Regions from separate parts of the Homo sapiens genome. Here region 2 is linked to region 1. A link is a loop called in an ENCODE intact Hi-C map of the cell type or tissue named here. Cell type or tissue: HCT116. All regions are shown on one strand. Links, peaks and the distances in the headings refer to the core of each region. The heading gives the core; the rest is flanking DNA.

Region 1 (10,178 bases), core at 1,185-9,184:
AATGGAGGGAGGGAAGGGAGGGAAGGGAGGGAGAGAGGGAGGGAAGGGAGGGAAGGGAGGGAGAGAGGGAAGGAATGGAGGGAGGGAAGGAATGGAGGGAGGGAGGGAGGGAAGGAATGGAGGGAGGGAAGGAAGTTTGGTTAAGAATAAAACTTCCAAAGAGATTGGTTGAAGATTGAAACAAATTTTTTAAAACTTTGAGTCAAGACTTTGGTATCAGACAAGTGTGGGTTCAACTCTCAGCTTTGTGTTTTACTCCATCTTTAACTGAGGGCAATTTATATAAAGATCCCTATGAGAAATAATTGAGGCAATATATGCAAAGTGCTTGGCACAAAGTACATGTTTAATGAACCTTAGTAATGAGGATGGTGTCCCCCAGGGGTTAAAGGTGGTAGAGATTACTTACGAAACAGAAGCAATGTTGTAATCCAGAATTCAAAATTGAACCCATAACATACTATTTTTTACCTAACTGCCCACTGACCAACATTGATAAACATCTAATACCTAGTATTGGTGAGAATATGGGGAAAAAAGGCCCTTTCATGCAATGATAATAGGAGTACAAACTGATACAAACTTTCTGAAGCCAATTACAGCAACTCACATCAATAGTCTTAAAAGTGTACATACCCCTTGACCCAGAAATTTTACTTCCAAGAGTTTATCTAAGGAAAGAATCATGGATGTGTGCCAAGACAGATACCCAAATACATTCATTACAGCATTGTGAATGATTAGCAAAAGTTGAGGGGGGTGAGGGAGGAAGACCCAAATACCCAACAAAGAGAACTAAAGAAATGATGATAGAATACTCAGAAGCCAGGGCTGGCACAGTGGCTCACACATGTAATCCCAGCACTTTGGGAGGCTGAGGTGGGCAGATCACTTGAGGTCAGGAGTTCGAGACCAGCCAAGCCAACGTGGCAAAATCCTGTCTCCACGAAAAATACAAAAATTAGCCGCGTGTGGTGGCACTCGCCTGTAATCCCAGCTACTTGGGAGGCTGACGCAGGAGAATCGCTTGAACCCAGGAGGAAGAGGTTGCAGTGAGCCGAGATCCCACCACTGCACTCCAGCCTCAGCGACAGAGCAAGACTCTGTCTCAAAAAAAAAAAAAAAAAAAAAAAAAAAGAAGTACTCGGAAGCCACTGACAATGACATTGTAAGGAGTGAAGGACTCAAGAAAATTTTTACAACGTATTTTAAAATTTAAGACGCTGGTTTCAGAACACAGGGAAATTTCTAACATTCAATAAGAAAAATGCCATAGAGACACTAAAATATTATAAGCAGCCATCCCAAGCAGTGGGAATAACGAAGAGAAGAAGAAGTCCTCCCTCAGCACCTATGACCAACCCGATTCCTGAGGGTCGGCCCAGCCCAGGCACCACACAGGATGGAGATCACACCCCCTGCTTGCTTCTCTGCTCCATGGTTTCTAGGTTGTTCATGGAGTAAGGTCTTCTCCTTGTGAAGATCAATTTCAGGGAATATTTATGCGACTACTCCTGAAAATGCCTATAAAAACAGATTTTTTTTTTTCCAAATGTGATTTGTTCTTTGACAAGTACAGCAAAGCAAGAAAACACTATTTTTGGAAACAAATGGAATATATCCAAAAAAACTGTGGAATGTAGTGGTAGAAACAAATACATTTCTATATTTGTGCATCCACTTCTCTCTTCCCACCTAGCGTTTGCCAGTAAGGGAATAATCTTTGTAACCTCCAAAAATGTCACAGGAGGGGCATAAGTGACTTGTTTCAAGGGGCAGGCTTGAGTGCCATGAAAGTGGGATTCGGCTCCAAGCCCTGAGGCCGGCACGATCTTCAAAGTTCTACAGAGAAGAGACCGGAGGCCTTTTTGTTATGTTAATAGCCTTTAGCTTAATGCTTTTTGCTGTACTCTTTGTTTTGGAGAAATAAATTAAAGGTGTTAAGCTGAGAAGGGTTATAATTGATTTCCTCTTTGTGCTTTTCTATATTTTCCAATTTTTCTAAAACAGATATGAATTACCACTGTGACTAGGTTACTATTTTTTTAAGAGAAGGGTGAGGTGACCGCCACAGCTATCTCATGGCATCATTTCAAGTGCCCTGCAAAGATCTCCCTTGACCCCCGAGGTGGCCTGAAATACTTTTCACTGAATATAGGGACCTTCATTTCAATGAGATAAAGTTTAAAATTCAAAATTCTGGACCAGAGATGGGAAAGGACATATCTCTATTTGCACACTGTGGTAAAAATGACTAATAATACTTTGCTGGGCTGTACCTTGGGAATGGGCTCTTTATTTAGGGGTTCATAGCTTCAGCCTCCTAACTCCTTTTTTTTTTTTTTACCCCCCCACCCCCCGAGACAGAGTCTGGCTCTGCCATCCAGGCTAGACTGCATTGGCACAATCACAGCTCACTGCAGCCTCAACCTCCCGGGCTCAAGCAATCCTACCACTTCAGCCTCCTAAGTAGCTGGGACTACAGGTGTGCGCCACCATGCCCAGCTAATTTTTGTATTTTTTGTAGAGATGAGGTTTTGCCATGTTGCCCAGGCTAGTCTTGAACTCCTGGGCTCAAGCAATTCACTCGCCTCAGCCTCCCAAAGTGCTAGGATTACAGCACAAGCCACCATGCCTGGCCCCTAACCCTAACACAACTCTGTAGGTCAGGGGTCCCCAAGCCCCAGGCCATGGACCAGTACATGGACCACTACTGGTCCATGGCCTGTTAGGAACCAGGCTGCACAGCAGGAGGTAAGCAGCAGGTGAATGAGCAAAGCTTCATCTGTTTTTACAGCTGCTCCCCGTGGCTCCCATTACTGCCTCAGCTCCGCCTCCTGTGAGATCAGCGGCAGCATTAGATTCTCATAGGAGCATGAACCCTATTGGGAACTGTGTACCCAAGGAATCTAGGTTGCATGTTCCTTATGAGAATCTAATGCTTAGTGATCTGTCACTGTCTCCCATCACCCCCAGATGGGATTGTCTAGTTGCAGGAAAACTCAGGGCTCCCACTGATTCTACATTATGGTGAGTTATATAATTATTTCATTATATATTACAATGTAATAATAATAGAAATAAAGTGCAAAATAAATGTAATGGGCTTGAATAGTCCCGTAACCATCCCCACACCCTGGTGGGCCCATGGAAAACTGTCTTCTGCAAAACCAGTCCCTGGTGCCAAAAAGGTTGAGGACCACTGCTCTAGATCATGTGGGTTGATTTTGCTCTTCCTTATCACTAAAGAAAAATGAGTACCCAGCCATTGGTCATGTGTGGGCGAGAATGGTGCCTTACAATTAAACCAAAGAGCGCTGTGCATGGCGCTGCTCTCCCTTAGCTCCAGTAGAGGCGTGGGGTCAGCTTGCTCAGCTCCCTGAGTCTGGGTTCCCCCTGTCCCTTGGTCTCAGAAAGGTACTGAAGCCCCGCATTCAGCTGGATGAGGAACCTCTTGGACCTTACTGTTCCGCAGAAGTGACCCTAAAGCCGGACTCACTGCCCAGGTCCACTTGAATGGTCTCATGGGTTGCTACTGAAATGGCCCAAGGTTTGAAGCCACTAAGAGCGGGCATCAAATCCTAGCTACCCTCCTCATCTGGGTCACCTTGGCCTCGCTCTTCACACTCTCTGACCTCAGCTCCCTCACTGGTAGTGGAGGACATGGGTCAATACACTGTCACTATTATTGAAAGCTCAATACATTGTGACTATTATTCATGAATTCTTTAGCTGCCTTATTTCCACTTCCGGATGCAGACTTGTTTACAGCCCTGAATATAAAGGAATCAAAGACCAAGAACCTGATGACAATTAGGTTATATTTGTTACAGTTCTGATCATTTTTCTCTTCGGGTCCACTGATCCACAAAAAATACGTATATAAATAACAGGCAACCAGGTGCCTTATGCAAGGGGGAAAAAATCTTAAATAATCTTGTTTTTGTGGGTTTCTATTTTCCAGAAAAAAATTAATAAATACAAAAGGATTAATTTTTCTGCTTTAACATTTTTTAAGTGCACCAAAAACTTTGTTAAATACACAAGTAAATATATGTCACTTTAAAAAAAATTATAGCCAGTGCAGGATAAGAGAGGGAAAATCCATTGGAAAAGAGGGCGCCGCGGGACAACCCTAGGATAGGAGATGGAGCCATGGATGGGCCCAGAGCTGACTGTGGCATCCGAAAGATACGCAAGGAAAAGCAGTGAGGGGGCTGTAAGGAAGAGGTGGTGAGGGAGTCCCTGAGGGAAAGGAGAGGCTCTGCAAGGAAGGAGAATGACGGGGAAGGCAAACGTCTCCTCCTCCCTCCCACACCCTCTGCCGGTTTTCCCGCTCTGCCTCCTGGCGCCCTTTTCCGCCCAGAAAGCAGGAGCCCGCCTAGTCCTTCATGGCGGGAGAACAGCGCCCTCGTGTGGACTGCCGGGTTCTTGGTGCTAGAGGCAGTTTGGGTCCGTTGCCTTTTCACTACTCCGGACACACATTGTTTTTCAGCAAATGAGAAAGCCGCATAAGCAGCATCCCAGGCAGTTTCTTTGCAGAAAACTTGGTAAGGATCAAACAGAAATAAGCCAAGTGCAGCGATTTCCCTCACCCACATCATTCACCTCCGGCAAGTATCTGACTCTATTTCTCTTTCCAATGCCCAACTTCGGGGGTGCTCATCCCAACAGGCAGTAGCTCCTGTAGTAGCCCAACCGTGCATCCCTGAGAGGCGTAAGGGCAGGGAGCTGGCAGAGCCATGGGGACATACGTGGGGACAGTCTGGAAGGCGACGTGATTGGCCTAGGATGCGAAGGGTCCATACTGACGTAGAGAGGGGCTGGGCAACCTCTGGATGCACCAGAAAATGCTGTGCTCTCCCAGGGCAGTGGGGGATTCACACATAGGATTCCTCCATGGCTCTGGTGTTGCTGGAAATACTTCTAGAAACGCCCATTCAGGAAATGGAGGGGTGCACAAAGATTTCTTTACAAAGGTGTCGTTTGCAGCTTTATTTGTAAATCTGCCATTTTGGAAGCGGCCTAACAGCAAATAGGAGGGGCCTGATCAGATACACAGCGCTGCTCCCATCAGTGGAATGCCGTGGAGACATTAAGAATGATGTGGCAGGCTAGGTACCATGGAGAAATCCCATCTCTACAAATAATACATATATATATATATATATATATATATATATATATATATATATATATATATATAAAATGTATATATATAGCCGGGTGTGGTGGCGCACACCTGTAGTCCCAGCGACTTGGAAGGCTGAGGTGGGAGGATCGCTCGAGCCCAGGAGGTAGGGGCTGCTGTGAGCCGAGATTACGCCACAGCTCTCCAGCCTGGGGACAGAGTGAGACCCTGTCTCAAAAAAAAAAAAAAAAAAAAAAACCCACAAGATACCGCATCCAGCCATTCACTTCCAACCTGTGCACTGCTCTGCGGTCATATGCTTTCCTTCTATTAAAAATAATAATACTAATACATTTAAAAAATAATGCAACAGTCTATTTAATGGCAAATGGGCACATATGCTCAATGTCATGTTAAATGTTAAAAATACAAATCTGAACATGGCATTATGGTGTAGATTTGTCTTTCTTAACCCCACTTTTAGTTTGTTCTATCATTTTTTATGTGCCTTTGTAATCCATGCTGAATCCTTTAGAATAAAATGGAGATTTAATAAATAAGGAAAATTATATGTACACTAGATCCACCTTCCAAAATGTATTTATGCACTTAGAGAGGAGGACAGAGAGAGAGAGGCACAAGATAAGTGAAAAGTACAATCCTGAAACATTGTGACAATCCTTACCTCTAGCTAAGGATGGTTGGTCATTTTTATTTACATATTTTATATTTGTTTTCATTTTCTACACTGAATAGGGTTTACTTCTTAAATCAGAAGAACAGTCCATTTTTTTCAAGAAGCAGAATTGTGGCCTAGCCCACCTGCCTGCCATTCCTACCCATGTCTTAGGCAGGTGAGCCAGGCAGACTCTCTCGAAGCGAATCAGAAACATCTTGGGAGGTTCAGCTGAAGGAACAAAGGACTCCTCGCATCCAGGATCTTCCAATGCCAGCATTTGAGCGATGCCCTAAAGAACCAGCCTTGTCCCACACAGGAGGTACCATGTGAAGCTGTTATTGATTGTTTACAGGTTAGTATAAAAGGATTTATCGGTGTCATGTAATAGTTTTGAATAGGGCTTGGAGTCCGGGCTCAGAACTTAAATTCTCACTCTGTTGTTCACTAATGTTTGATTTGGAGTGATGACTTATTCTCCTCATCTGAAAAGTGGAGATGTAATCCTTATACCTCTCAAGATTGCTGAGAAATTAAATGTGGTAGTCAGGCTGCACCATATGAAGTTGGTGGTTTTGTGGGTGTGAAGTGGGTGATCCCCGGCCATTTCTGGTTCAATCCGTGTACATTGGGAGCTCAGCACGGTGCTGGCAGGTGGTCAGCGCTTGCTCAGCCTCCGCACGGTTCCACCCCCATTCCACAGATCAGGCTGTACAGGGCCGAACGTGGGAAAAACAGGGCTGCAGGAAGGCATGCAGGGCCTGGGAGGGAGTTGTGGGGAGGAAGGAGGGAAGAAGCCTCAGAACGCCAGAGGCTCTCAAAATGCAGCGTGGCCAAAGCTGATGCAGCGTCAGCCTCCCTCTTGCCATTTTAAAGATACTCCACCCCCAAACAAACACACACACCCCTCACCCTTCTGACCTCATTAAATTTACTTCTACATGGCATAACTTTCTTCCCCAGTCTGAGCCCTCTGGGATCCACCTTGTGACCTCAGAGGGCTAACGTCACAATGGGGACCCTGAACCCTCACTCCAGCTTCTCCCCTGGGCACAGGTTTGCTGGCAGGTGCCAAGGTGGTAGGATATGCTTCCTCCCAACCTGGGGAAGGTGCAGAGGCTGTGACTGAAGCAGCCTGGCATGGTGCTCCCCTTGGTCCTAATTAACTCAGTTATCATAAGTTCCATTGCATCCAGGACTGAGATACCCAAGTCCAAGGAATGGGGAACCATTAGAGACACACTGGCGGCGGGGGTGCAGGAAAAGAGAAAGCCACCACTAGTCAACCTGGTGGGACTTCCAAGGAAGGTAATTCAAGGTTAGGCATTTTCTTGGGATATCAGAGTCTGAATCAACTTTCATCTGAAATGAAAGGTCCTGCCCTGCCCCAGCCAGAGCTGCCAGTGCCTCCGCCCCTTTAATAGGGACTTGGTGCTTTCTCAGTGCCACCCATGAAACTCAAAACTGAGTGGGGGCATTCCACTGATGGTTTGGGGGTTCAGTGAGAAGGGAGACGGGGTGTGGGAGAAATGGTGGTTTCAAAGACTCTTCCATCCTTGGGTTAGCTACTCTAAGAATAACATGTACAACCATTAGAAGGAAGATCCCCATGGCTCATGTCATTTAAGGCCCTAACCAGCCCTGTGTGCAAGAGTCATAGCCATTTTTAATGGGCACATGGGCTGAGAGATCATGGGCTAAAGATCATGCCCAAATTCACACACGAAAGATGTGAGAAGCCAGGACCCAAACCCACACTCCCTATCTCAAAATTCATTCTCTTTTTGAATTGCCACAAATTTGCAGGAGAATAATTGTTCTAGGATAGAGATTCTCAAACTACAGGGCAAGAAACCCTTGATACTGCCAAGTTATGTCAAGGAAGCTGCTAATTCAGATTGGACATTAAGTATGGCCCACAAACTTAAAAAAAAAGAAAAGAAAAAAAGGTATGTCTTGCCCAATCACCCCTTCATGCATCAATCCAACTGCTATGTACCAGCATTTTTCGAACATCTATAGATGTTGTTATGATGATTAAGATACAATTCATTGTATTGCTGCTTCCTGTTGTTGCTTGGTTACTGCAGTAACAGGCAACCACACAATTCCAGTGGCTTCCAGCACCCAGCATTTATTACTCACCTGATTCCATCCTGGCTGCAGGTTGAAGCAGGCTCTGCTCTGCTCCACGTGTCTTCTCATTCAGGTACCCAGGCTGAAGGAGCAGCCTCTGACTGTGACATGCTGCATGAAACCTAGCTAAGCCACACAGTCGCATCTAATCACATGTCCTGTCATGACTGATAAGTGGGGGTGGATGGCCACTTCAGCTACTGGAGGCACAGGAAGGGCAGGGATGTATTTATTTTGAAAGCAAATCATCATGACTGGGTGTGTGGTTCACACATGTAATCCCAGCACTTTGGGAGGCCAAGGTGGGCAGATCACTTGAGCCCAGGAGTTCAAGACCAACCTGGGGAACAGAGTGAGACCCTGTACTTACAAAAAAAAAAATTAATTAGCTGGGTGTGGTGGTGTGCACTTATAATCCCAGCTACTAAGGAGGCTGGGGTGGGAGGATTGCTTGAGCCAGGGAAATCAAGGCTATAGTGAGCTACGATCATGCCACTGCACTCCAGCCTGGGCAATAAAGTGAGACCCTGTCTCAAGGAAGGAAGGAAGGAAGGAAGGAAGGAAAGAAGGGAAGGAAGGGAAGGAAGGGAAGGAGGGAAGGAAGGAGCGAGAGAAAGGAAGAAAGAAAATAATCATGAACAATAATGCAATCTACCACTTTATACATTTTTTTAATATGAGACAGGGTCTCACTATGTTGACCAGGCTGGTCTTGAACTCCTGGCCTCAAGCAGTCCTCCCATCTTGGCCTCTCAAAGTGCTGGGATTACAGGTGTGAGCCACCATGTCTGCCCTTTATCCATTTTTTCTATGAGCAAATACTTCAGGTAGAACTATGATGAGGAAGCCCTCACAGTTAAAAAAAATATTGGGAGACTCCTGTTAGAGGAGATAAGTTGAAAATGTAGTTCTACGCTTATACCTTAGACACTGTTGGTGGGAATGCAAATTTGTTCAGCCCCTGTGGAAAGCAGTTTGATTATTTCTCAAAGAACTAAAAATAGAACTACCATTTGACCCAGCAATCTCGTTACTGGGTATATACCCAAAGGAAAATAAATTGTTCTACAAAAAAGACACTTGCACTTGTATGTCCATTGCAGCACTAGTCACAACAACAGACAAGGAATCAGCCTAGATACCCATCAACGTGGACTGGATAAAGAAAATGTGATATATTTACACCATGGAATACCACATGGCCATAAAAAGGAATGAAATCATGTCCTTTGCAGCAACATGGATGCAGCTGAAGGCCATTATTCTAGGTGAATTAACGTAGACACAGGAAAACAAATACCATATATTCTCACTTATAAGTGGGAGTTAAACATCAGGAACTCAGGGACATAAAGATGGCAATGATAGACACTGGGGATTCCAAAAGCGTGGAGGGAGGTCGGAGGACAGGGGTTGAAAAACTACCTATCGGGTACTATGTTTGCGACTTGGGCAGTGGGATCATTAGAAGCCCAAACCTCAGCATCACGCAACATACCCGTGTCACAAACCTGCACATGTACCCTCTGAAACTAAAATTTTTTAAAAAAATTAAATAAAGAAAATGCAGTTCTAAAACACTGATTACCCCCCTGCCGGAGCAACATCAGTAATTTTTCACATTGGTGGAAGGTGGCATCTCCAAGACGGAATTCAATATTTAAATATGGGTTTTAAGGTCAAACTTAAGTTGTCCCATTTGCATCTGCCCTGAGGAGCCTCTGAAGCGGCTTCAGATGATAGAGGTCCGTGGGAATGCCATTCGTTGGCCTCCACAACAAGACAGTGTGAAGTGACTTTCACTGGCAACTCTGGGCCAAGAGTCTAATAGAACTGCATACACTCCTGGGAATTCACCTATTCAAGAAACACTTAAACGTGGGGACTGTAAGCAGTGTGAGATGCAAAGATGTGTAGGAAACTGTCCTCACCCTCACAGATCTTGCAGTAGAGCCTCCCAGCCTCACTTGAGGAGCAAAGTCAAGGCTCTGAGTTTCCATGACTTGGCCAAAGTTCACACACCAGGTCAACGACCACAGGGGACTCGACATCAGGGGTCTTTTTGTTGGTTTGCTTTTGAGACAGGGCCTCATCCTGTCACCCAGGCTGGAGTGCAGTGGTGCAGTCTTGGCTCACTGCATCCTCAACCTCCCTGACTCAAGCAATCCTCCCTCCTCAGCCTCCAAATAGCTGGGACTATAGGCTCATGTCAGCAAGCCTATAGTCCCAAAATTT
Region 2 (10,178 bases), core at 1,286-9,285, 170 kb before region 1:
TCTGAAATAGGGTGGTGACAGCAGGCTTCTCTGTGGAGGTAACATTTGTCCTTAAGCCTGAAGGATGAGCAACAACCAGCCCTGGAAAGCACCAATGAGGAGTACTGCAGGCAGAGGAAAGAGCGCTTGCAAAGGCCCTGGGGTTGGAAAGAGCTCACCATATACAAAATGTCTTCAACATCTTATGATCTTATGATGAGCAGTGTGAAAGGAGGCCTTGCTTGGTTGGCAAAGGTTATGATGTCAGGACTTGGGCAGAGATGTTCTGATACGTAGACCCAAAAGAAGGGGCAGAGTATTCTTCCTCCGAAGACCTAAGTACTCTATCTTCGATACAGAAATCCCCTTCCAAGTGGTTCTGTGTGGCATCCCTAAAGCTGGATTCTGACAAGGGCCAGACATTTCGGTGCCCTGAGAGAAGGACCTAAGCTTGGTGAATCTTCCAGCACAGGCTCCGTTGACTAACCCAGCCTTTGGTGCCCTGCTGGGAAGTGTCAAGCGTGGAGACAGTTATGGAAACTAGAAAGCCCTTTTTCATGTTTGCCTAGTGATGAGAGGAAGAGATGAGATTGTTGCTTTTTCATATCTCTCCCGTGGACTCTTAAAATTAACTTCACTGTCAAAATTTCCCATGGCCCAAATGTAGGTTTGGGGAGAGAAATGTAAGACTTTGAAGTTGAGAAAGAAAGTAGAGAAAGCATTCTCTAGACAAATGCTCACCATGCAGACTTCAGAATCTGTGAGGAGACAAATAAAAAGGCACTCGGGGAACCGTTTTAGAGAGAAAATAAAGAACTGGGAGTAGAGATGGCTACTTCAGCTCAGGAAAAAAATAAATAAAACAATACAAGGTAGTGTTAAAGCTTTGAAAGGAATTTTTCGTTTAGGAGAGATTATGGATAATGAAATGCAAACACTCTAGTTAATATGTCTGTTAGCTGGTTTATGTTGCCTTCTGGAAAACGAGTGATACGTTCTAAGAGGAGCAGCTTTTCAAGTTATCCTACTTGACTATCGTTGGGGTGAGCTCTGAGTCTGTACCCCGGATTCCTTTACCAAACACTGGATATTAGACACTAGATGCAAAGCCGTATTTATTCCAAAGCCAGAAACTTCCTAAGCCTCTGCCTAACTCTTCACAAATGAACCTGACAACACTGAAATTTCTAAGGAGATTTACTCCAGCTGTAGCAAATCCCTCATAATAAAAAATTTCCCCAAATGAGTCAGTCACACAGGAGGTAAATGAGACATTCTGTATGAAGTCAGCATGTCATTTGGAGTGTGCCCTTTATATAAAAGGCCCAGCCAGAAGACCATGTGGTTAAGTGGGGCTTGTCCACAGGGCAGAACCAGAAGACTGGAAGTTGGGGGGATTTCAGCTGCCGAACTGTAACTCTGTGTCACTTCCCCTCAAGCAAACCTTATAGAAAAATCTAGTTTTTCTAAGAAGTTCAAGTAAGGTTTGTTGATTATTTGCTTCACAAAAGGATTCAGCAGAGGGGTCCTTTAACTAACAAGCTCAGAGAAAAAATTTATAGTATGATTGAATTATATGAAGCTTTTTCAAAAATGCATCCCTTCTCTATATGTGTGTTAGATACATAAGGATGTATTTGTTGCAGGCAGCATTACAAGAAGGGATTTGGGGTGGTCTGTATCCGTTGAGTAAATTGAGGCAAGCTTGTAACAGTGGCATTTGTTGGGCAGCCCTGCTTCATTGCTGATTCTGTTAATCCCCTAAATGACTCCATGGGTGATTAGGCAACCAGATAAAACCCTCTCACTTCTGATGAACAAGCCAGTGGGATGGCAGGGCCTCTCTTTGTCCTTCCTAGAGAAATTGGCAACACAAAGACTGGAACTATCTGGTGAAGCTTTAAAAAAAAAGTTTAAAAAATTATTTATTGAATGTGGGTCATGTCCTTGGCACTGTTCCAGATGTCCCGACCTACTGTGTCTCATTTATTCCTCACTCCAGTTCTGTGACATGGATGATGATGGTGATGATGATGAACTTCCTTCTACATCTGCTAAATCATGACAGCTGGATTCTTTTACAAAGAAGAGAGAAAAAATTACCAATTATCCTACCACCCATGTCTGTCGCCATTGTTCATATTTTAGTAGTCTTTCAGACTTCCTCTGTATGTTTATGTGAGGAAATGTATGTATACCTTTTAAAACATACTTTTAAAAAATCTCCTTTTTAAAAAGTTAACAGTATAGCGTGAACATTTTTCCATAAAAACAAAAAATTCTAGACCTGCAGACTATTGATTGTAGCAGGAGAGTATTCCATTTTATAAATATCCCAGATGGATTCACCCTCCCTCTACGGTTGGGCTTTGAAACCATTTATAAGCAAAATATCCTCCCACTTTTTATATTTTTTCAAAATATATGCACAAAGATGCATATGCATCTTTGCACAATTGTCTGATTATTTTCTTAGGAAAAATTCCTAGCAGTAGGATTGCTGGATTAAAGGCTATGTACATATTAACTTCTGTCACATTTCACCAAAATGCCTTTCAGAATGTTTGAACAGATTTCCATTCCCGCTGATACTACACCTCTGCTCATTTGTTCCATTTCTGAAAACAGGGTCGCTTCTGCTCTGTGGCTCAGCCTCCTTGCCTGTGAAATGGGTGTGAAAATACAACAAATCACAGTTCACATTTACTTAGCACTCACTGAGTGCCAGACTATGGACTAACACTTTAGATAGATTAGATTTTGTCATTTAAGTCCCACATCAACCCTAGGAGAAGACTGTAATATCCCTACTTTACTCTTTTTCTCCCCATTTCTGAGGCTCAGAAAGGTTCAGTAACTTGCCTGAGGTCACCCAGCTAAAAAGTGGCCAAGCTGGGGTGCAAGCCCAGCTCTGTCTGCTTCTGGGATTGGGACTCTTGCGCTCTGGGCCATGCATTTCTTAGTCCAGATGAGTTGTCTGATTAATGAACATGGGTAGCAGAGCCTCTCAACCTTTGTGCACATTGCCAGGGCATCACCATTGCTCACAGGAATGTGTCTGTCCAGCAGTGCTTGCCTTAGTGTGAAAATAGCACGGAGGGGTTTTCTGGAAGGTTTGGGAGTTTCCCCTGAGAACAAATGAAGCGTCTTTTTACTTTTGTTTTGGAAATGAGGAAGCATGTTTTCAAAGTCAGCACCATCTCCCACACTGAAACCACAGACCTAAACAGATTCCCCAACCTCACGGTCTTCTCAATCTGTGACCATCTCTCCATTTCTCCCTGGGGGTTGAAACTGCCATTTTGACTTCTCCAGACTCTAAGGAGCTTCAGCGGTTCTTTTTGGACTGTGGGAGTCCAGCCCTGTGGGGTCTAAGAATGAATTAATCCTGGCCCACTCCTTAGACTTCCTTTACAGGCCTATTATTTGAAAGTGGCTAAGTAACATAGCTCCTGGGGGCTGAAGTGAGGCCTCAGGCCTCCCCAGCTCACACCAGCCACTCCTTCCGGCAGCCGGCAACCCCAGATCCTTGTATGTGACAGGATCCTTTGGCAGGCACATCCCACAGAAGGGTGCATTCCCAGCCCTCTCCTTACCCGCAAGGAAGAGATTTCTTAAGTGTTGCTTTAACAGGTTGATGCAAAATAAATAAACAGAAAGGGAGGGAGAGGGAGATGGATGGTTTTCAGTAAATAATGGTGCAGCGGCCAGCAGTTGGAAGGGAGCTGGTGGGAGGAAGTTTCCCACCTAAGCAGTTGTGACAGGAGTATTAACTGGGAGCCCAAAAGCAGCACAAACGCAGCACAGTGAGGACTGCCAGAGCACATACCGGGGCTGGAAAATGTGTGTCTGTCAAGATAAAATGGTGCATTATGTTTGCACCTTCCCATGAACGGAGCCAAGGGTATCTTTGAGGTGCCTGCTTCCCAGCCCTGGCCAGTTTGACTCTGCTTCAAATGAGCACAGGCCTCCACTTCAGGAGGGCAGCCTGCCCTGCCTCTCACTGAGGCTAATAGTTGTGTGCACGTAGACAGTGGGCCCCTGGAGACTCACCCCTGCTTTTGGAGAAAGGTTTTTATCGCCTTATCTAACATGAGGCTGATTCCTTTTAAGAACACATGTTGACTAGACACTGCTGATGGGAACCTCGCAGAGTCATCTTAGGGAGGCGGTGGCCCACGGGTGGGGAGTCTTTGTCACTAACAATTAAAGAAGGGATGGCCCAGGGGAAAATTGAAACAGGGGGCTGGAGGGAGATGGGAAAATAAACAAATGTCTCTGAAACATCCCCCGTGTGCCTGGCACAGTGCCTAGCCCCTTACATATATATTTTTTTTCATTCTATCTTCTCCCCAGCCTTGTGGAGTGGATATTTTTATCCTCATCTTACAGATGAAGAAATTGATGCTCAAAGGGGTTCAGCAGCTTGCAATGTCACAGAGCTAAGAAGGAGAGACTAAGATTCTGAGAGAGCATAATGGAAATAAAAATGGTGCTATTGAAGGAAGAAAAAAATGTGTTTTGTGATATTTGATAGAACGATGCTCCTGCTCTTACGTGGGCAAGAGATAAGGCCTTCCAGCCATGTGTTTATTCACTCTGTGGCTTTCACAAAGCACAACGACCTGCAGTATCTCTGTTTGCCAGTCTGTACAAGCAGACATAAGTGCCCTTCGCTTATCCATCTGAAACACCTTAACTTCTGCAAATGAATAGAGAGACATAAGTGGGAGCGACACAGTGGTCCTTCTCATGTCCTTCGAGTGATCTTTTCTTGTCTGTGCCATCCCCACCCAGGTATGACTTTATCGAGATTCGGGATGGGGACAGTGAATCCGCAGACCTCCTGGGCAAACACTGTGGGAACATCGCCCCGCCCACCATCATCTCCTCGGGCTCCATGCTCTACATCAAGTTCACCTCCGACTACGCCCGGCAGGGGGCAGGCTTCTCTCTGCGCTACGAGATCTTCAAGACAGGTCAGTGTGGTCACACGTAGGGGCCGGGAGATGGGCGTCTTAGAGAAGAAGGAGGGACAGCACCCAGTGGGCTGAGGCACTGGGTAAGGGTGACAGTGTCATCCAGCTTGAGCATGGTGAGAGGTTCAAGGTGAACCCACAAACATCATGAGAAGAAGAGCCAGCTCAGATTATCCACCAGCTTAAGGGGGCGGGCTGTGGGCGGGGGGGTGGGGGTGGGGTCAAAACAGCCATTGTTTGTGGTATTAGACAAACAGAAAAACACTTCTTGAAAGAATTGGATTTTTGTATGTTTTTTAAAATCAAAATAATCTTCATGGGAAAAAGCAAAACTCTGATGACTTTCTCACGATTACTTCATGGTCTAATGATGTCTTTATTTGGAACTACATGGGGCTGAGGACATAATCTTTTCATTGTTTGGAGTCTCTAAAGATCTTGCCATGACCTCCCAAATGGGGTCACACCATAGCTTTTAAATTAAAATAAGGTTCCTAGAAATTCCCCTTGGCAGTCCATGTTACCACCTCTGTCCATTGAACCCCTACTCTCTAAATGCCAATGAACTTGACTCCCTGAAAAGCAATCAAAAAATAGCAGAAAAAGAGTCAGAGGGCACTGCACTTGCTTTAAGTTGACTGCTTGATTTCCATCAGGTCCCCCTTAGATTACTTTAGGGCCTGAGAATATGGGCCAGTGCTCATTTCCAAAACTAAATACAGCAGACTTTTATTCACAAGACCCCGCTTCATCAGCTACACTCAAGCTCTCCCAGTGGTGTGTCCTCTTCTGTGATGTGTGGAGCTTGTTATCTCGAGGCTAAGGGAAGCATGTCCTCCAGTCCTCCCCACCCACCACCCACTCCCTTCCTCAGAGGCTCCCCTTCCATCTATGTGTGTGTCTCCCCTCTCCCCCCAGCAGCCCAAGTTTTACAACTCGTGGATGGAGTCTGGTTCGAGGGGAGGTTGTCAGCCTTGTCATCAAGAGGCCCAAGACCGGCGCCTGTTGAGTTCAGTGTGAGGGGAACTATTCATATATATTTTCTTTTTCACTAAACAGCTCTTGAAAGGAAGTGGTAGCTGCTGAAAGCACTTTTTATATCCACTCTGTCTAAATATTTGTCGGATTTGTCTGCCCGAGAACAAGAACGTGGAATCAAATGAAGGGGTGGGGCAAGGGGACTGTGTCATGCAAGAGTGGCAGCCCAGGCTGCTGCAGGGCACAGGTCCCAAGAAGGTTTCTCTGCCTTGGGTTTTCATGCTCCTGACTATGATGAGGTCACAGGGGCTGACAATCTGTGTGTCCAGTGGCTCAAGCTGTTGTGAGGCCCCTGAATAGCTTGATCCATATTCCCCTGAGTCTTGTGCAAAATTCAGATCAATGCCACCAGCACCAGTGGAGCATCCTCTGCTGCCGAGCAGTGGGGAGAATAAAAGAGAAAGAAATAAAAGGGGATGCTTGCTCTCTTCGGGTTGGAGAGGCAGGTGTGCAAACCCTTTGCACGTAACAGATTCGCAGGTGATGTTATTGGATGAGTATGTATGTAAATTGAAAGGAAAACTATGATATGAGGCAGAATGAATAAGTGCAAAGTAAAGGTACAATTGACATGTGGTGGTTATGAAAATGGGGGAGCAGTCAAGTGGCTTAGCAATCGAGGGGCTCCAGAGAATCTATTCAATAGCAAGGTCCCTAGTGCTAATGCTGCCACTCGGCTGCACTGTGCTGGCCATGAAAGGAAAACAGCTCCAAGCAAGATCTTCCAGGAAGCTGGCCAAGGGAAGTCAGAACAAGGGTGAGCAGGGCCATGAAAACTCAGCCTTGGTCTCACACCACCCAACTTAGTATTTCACAAGGCATCATGCTACATTCTCCAGAAAGCCACAGGAAAAGTCAATGTTCACTCTATCCATCATGCAAATTTGAAAGGAGGATATTAAAAGATAAAACATGTAAGAGGGTATCATAATTCAATATCGCTGTCTTGAGGACATGCTGAAGCAGGATTTCAAATGAAGCAACAAGTCTGTGAACTGCCTAGAAACAATGGTGCCAGCCAACGGAGCTAGGTGGCTTCAGCTTGGAGAAATGGGGTGGCCTGCTTTAAGGATTGGGGTTGCCTAGTGAAGAGATTGTAAGAGAAAGCCCTGCCAACAACAGCCACACTCCTGGCAATGTAAGAGAGCAGATGAGAGCCCATAGACTTCTCAGGGCCACTCGTACCTGCCGTCATACCCACCTGCTGCTGGAAGAGCAACTGTCCGCATGACAGTCAGTCTTATATATGCCGGGCGCAGTGGCTCACACCTGTAATCCCAGCACTTTGGGAGGTTGTGGCAGGCGGATCACCTGAGGTCAGGAGTTTGACACCAGCCTGGCCAACATGGCGAAACCTGGTCTCTACTGAAAATACAAAACTTAGCCGGGCATGGTGGCACGTGCCTGTAATCCCAGCTACTTGGGAGGCTGAGGCAGGAGAATCACTTGAACCCAGAAGGAGGAGGTGGCAGTGAGCCGAGATCATGCCATTGCACTCCAGCCTGGACGACAAGAGCGAAATTCCATCTCAAAAAAAAAAAAAAGTCAACCTTGTATAAAGTGCAGAAATGTGCAAGGGAGCAAAATTCAAAACAGAGAAGTTTAGAAAAATGAGCATTCATGCAGGTGCCTTGTCCTATACCCACATTTCCATTGTTGGAGTCAGGAGAGAAAATATACAAAGTTTACGTCATCCACAGAACATGAAAGAAATGGGTGGACATGCTGAAGAAATCCAAACAAACACAGCTATGTTTGCTAGTCGGATTCATAGAGAGGAAGAAGCGGGGGAAACTGTAAACACAGATACGCAAATAGCCATACAGAGGGCTCTAGAAGCCTTCGATGGTACATTACCCTGGTGAGGCTCTGCTGTAGGACCCACAGTGTGAGTGCAGACCAGGGCATGTGGCTGGCGTGGAAGGTTCATGTCTGCCCTAAGTGAAGTGGTGTATAAAAGATTCTATATGTTACCAGACTGTCTACATTTAAAAGGGTAAGCCAGAACAACTTACATACTTAAAAGATCTCAAATCAAGATACCATGAGCAGAACAGAAACAAAAAAAAAAAAAAGGAATTTTTAAACGTAAAATGTCACATTGAAAACAAAATCAGTGGAAAATGTGTGTGTGTGTGTGTTTGGTTTTTTCCAGAAGCTCCTTTAACCATAAGTTCAAGATTAGGTTTTCTTTCCTGTTTGCCTGTGACACTTCAGAAACTGACATTTTTGGGGTCATTCACAGAGGTAGAGAAAACTCGGAGTGCCTACTGCCTCCACTTCCTGAATTCAGGAACTGAATTCACCTTCTGCGGGGAAGGCAAACTCAGCTTTGGGTAAATCCACTGTGTTTTAAATGTCTTGATACCTATAGATTCTTCTACTTGCAGAGTTATTGTAAAATTCACAGCGGAAAAACAGAGTGGACATTTTTCATAGCAGAGTCTTTTCCTATGAAATCATTCGCTGCAACCCAAATCCCCCAGCTTCTGTAGACAATCTTAGCCTTGAGTGGGCTTGAGTATTTGTTGACTTGAGTTCTTCGTTTAACCTTTAAACCTTCTAACACATCTCAGAAAAGGATCTTGGATAAGGCAGATGTCTGCAAGAGCCAGCCAGCTTCTGCCTCCTTTTCTGAGATCTCTTCCTGGCATCTGCTATTCAGCTGCTTTTGTGATGCTGCAAACAGTGAGATGGTACGATTAGAGATGAATGCATGATGTTAACAGACAGGTTTTATTTTTCTGCATAAAAATAGATAAAACTGGACAAAAGTTTTTCCACCGCCTTCAAAATAAGCCAAAGGATATACCCATTTATAGCCATATATCAGAAATGCTTTTTTCTTTCTTTTTTTTTTTTTTTTTTTTTGCCTTAAGTACCTAAGGTTGAAGTTTCTTTTCAGTCAAATGCAGGAGCTCAGGACCCTGGGAACTATGGATACTTTCAAATTTCACATTCTCCAAGCCTCTCTTAGACTCACTAGATGTCCATCGTGGAAGCACTTGTGCCCTACCAATGACAGGAACCAAAGAAAGATTCCGCCAGAAAATTCCCCACTCCCAGGGGGGTGGACATTCCCCTTGCCTTCTAAGGGAATGACAATAGAGCAAGCTCTAAGAGGGCATGTCAGGATGCTCTTTCTAGCTCTCAAGCAAGAAGTGAATAGAGAGTTAATTTCCTCACAACCATGTGTGAGGCTCAGCTGAGTGGCCCGCATGAAGAATGCTGCACAGCAGCCATAAACTCTAACCTTTTCAAAATTCCTCTTGGCCCCCTGAAGACCCGCCAGCTGGCTTGGCTTTGCTGAATTGCCTCATCCCGGGCCATTGAGGAGGCCCTCAGGAGTCCGAAGCCCAATCATAAACAAAGCTGGGGGAGGCAGCCCCAGCTCATCCCTCCAGGACTAGCTGCCCATTGAAAACTCGGCCTGACCTGCTGCTGCCATGCATATGAATGATGGGGTGCAGAGCCTCTGAGATTCGCTGCTTAGAGCCTCCACAGAACCCATGCAAAGGTTAGCCCTTGCCCTCGTGTGTTCCTAGTCCCTACCCTGCCAAAGCACAGCACAAGGTGGAAAGTAGGAAGTGATGGATGGATAGGTAGGAGATACTGGAATTTTCTGTCTGGTGCTGAAGAAAGTTGCAACTCCTCCATCCGCATTTATTTGCATGGCACTTCTTCCAAATCAGACATTTGCCTCTTTCCAGAATGCTGTCATCAATAAAGAGACTCAATGAGAGGCCCCCTACAGGAGCTGCGGATAAAGGCATCGCTGCAGGCTCAGATCAGTGTATTGACATCACCTAGTTATATTTCAGTGTGAGCCCCAGAGGACACTTCCTGACAGTAAACACCCAGTTTATCGAGTATTTCTGGTTGGTTGTGTTTTTTATGCTTAGAGTGTCTATTATCCTCCTCAAAAATCCTGCTTCCTTTTCTTCTTTTAAAATCTGAACATAACGAGTGAAATCAATTCTAATTGTCCAGCACTTTCATTCATTGCGTGAATGTGCATGAGCTCGTGCTTCGTGGGTCCATGGGTCTGGGTTGCAGTGCTCCCGGGACCCATCTGTGGTGCTGCCCTGGCAAATGGTGGCTGGTTAAAGCACAAGGACCCTTTTAATATGACTCCACCTAGAGGCATTAAGAGATAGGGTGGCTGTAATCCTCTTATGAGCT

What was found. Peaks named below come from ENCODE experiments on the same cell type or tissue, not always from the same donor. Only the 100,000 strongest peaks of a DNase experiment are listed, where the experiment ranks them.
Region 2: it touches region 1 in a loop (6-fold over the local background); 2 of 110 quality-filtered maps call a loop at or near these places.

What each region holds. Positions count from the first base shown.
Region 1 is chr2:205,881,385-205,891,562 of GRCh38, forward strand. No RefSeq gene overlaps it. Among named protein-coding and RNA genes, the nearest start is that of INO80D-AS1, 200 kb to the right of the region's middle. RefSeq lists enhancers at 6,010-6,510, 6,511-7,011. In HCT116, for the core only: a CTCF peak has its summit at 4,438 (motif pointing left); a DNase peak (open chromatin) is centred at 4,407.
Region 2 is chr2:205,711,417-205,721,594 of GRCh38, forward strand. NRP2 (neuropilin 2) reads left to right here. Exons shown (of 17, transcript NM_003872.3): 3 at 4,777-4,958. Among named protein-coding and RNA genes, the nearest start is that of NRP2, 34 kb to the left of the region's middle. RefSeq lists enhancers at 8,827-9,392, 9,393-9,956. In HCT116, for the core only: a CTCF peak has its summit at 4,913 (motif pointing right); a DNase peak (open chromatin) is centred at 4,945; H3K27me3 peaks cover 535 bases.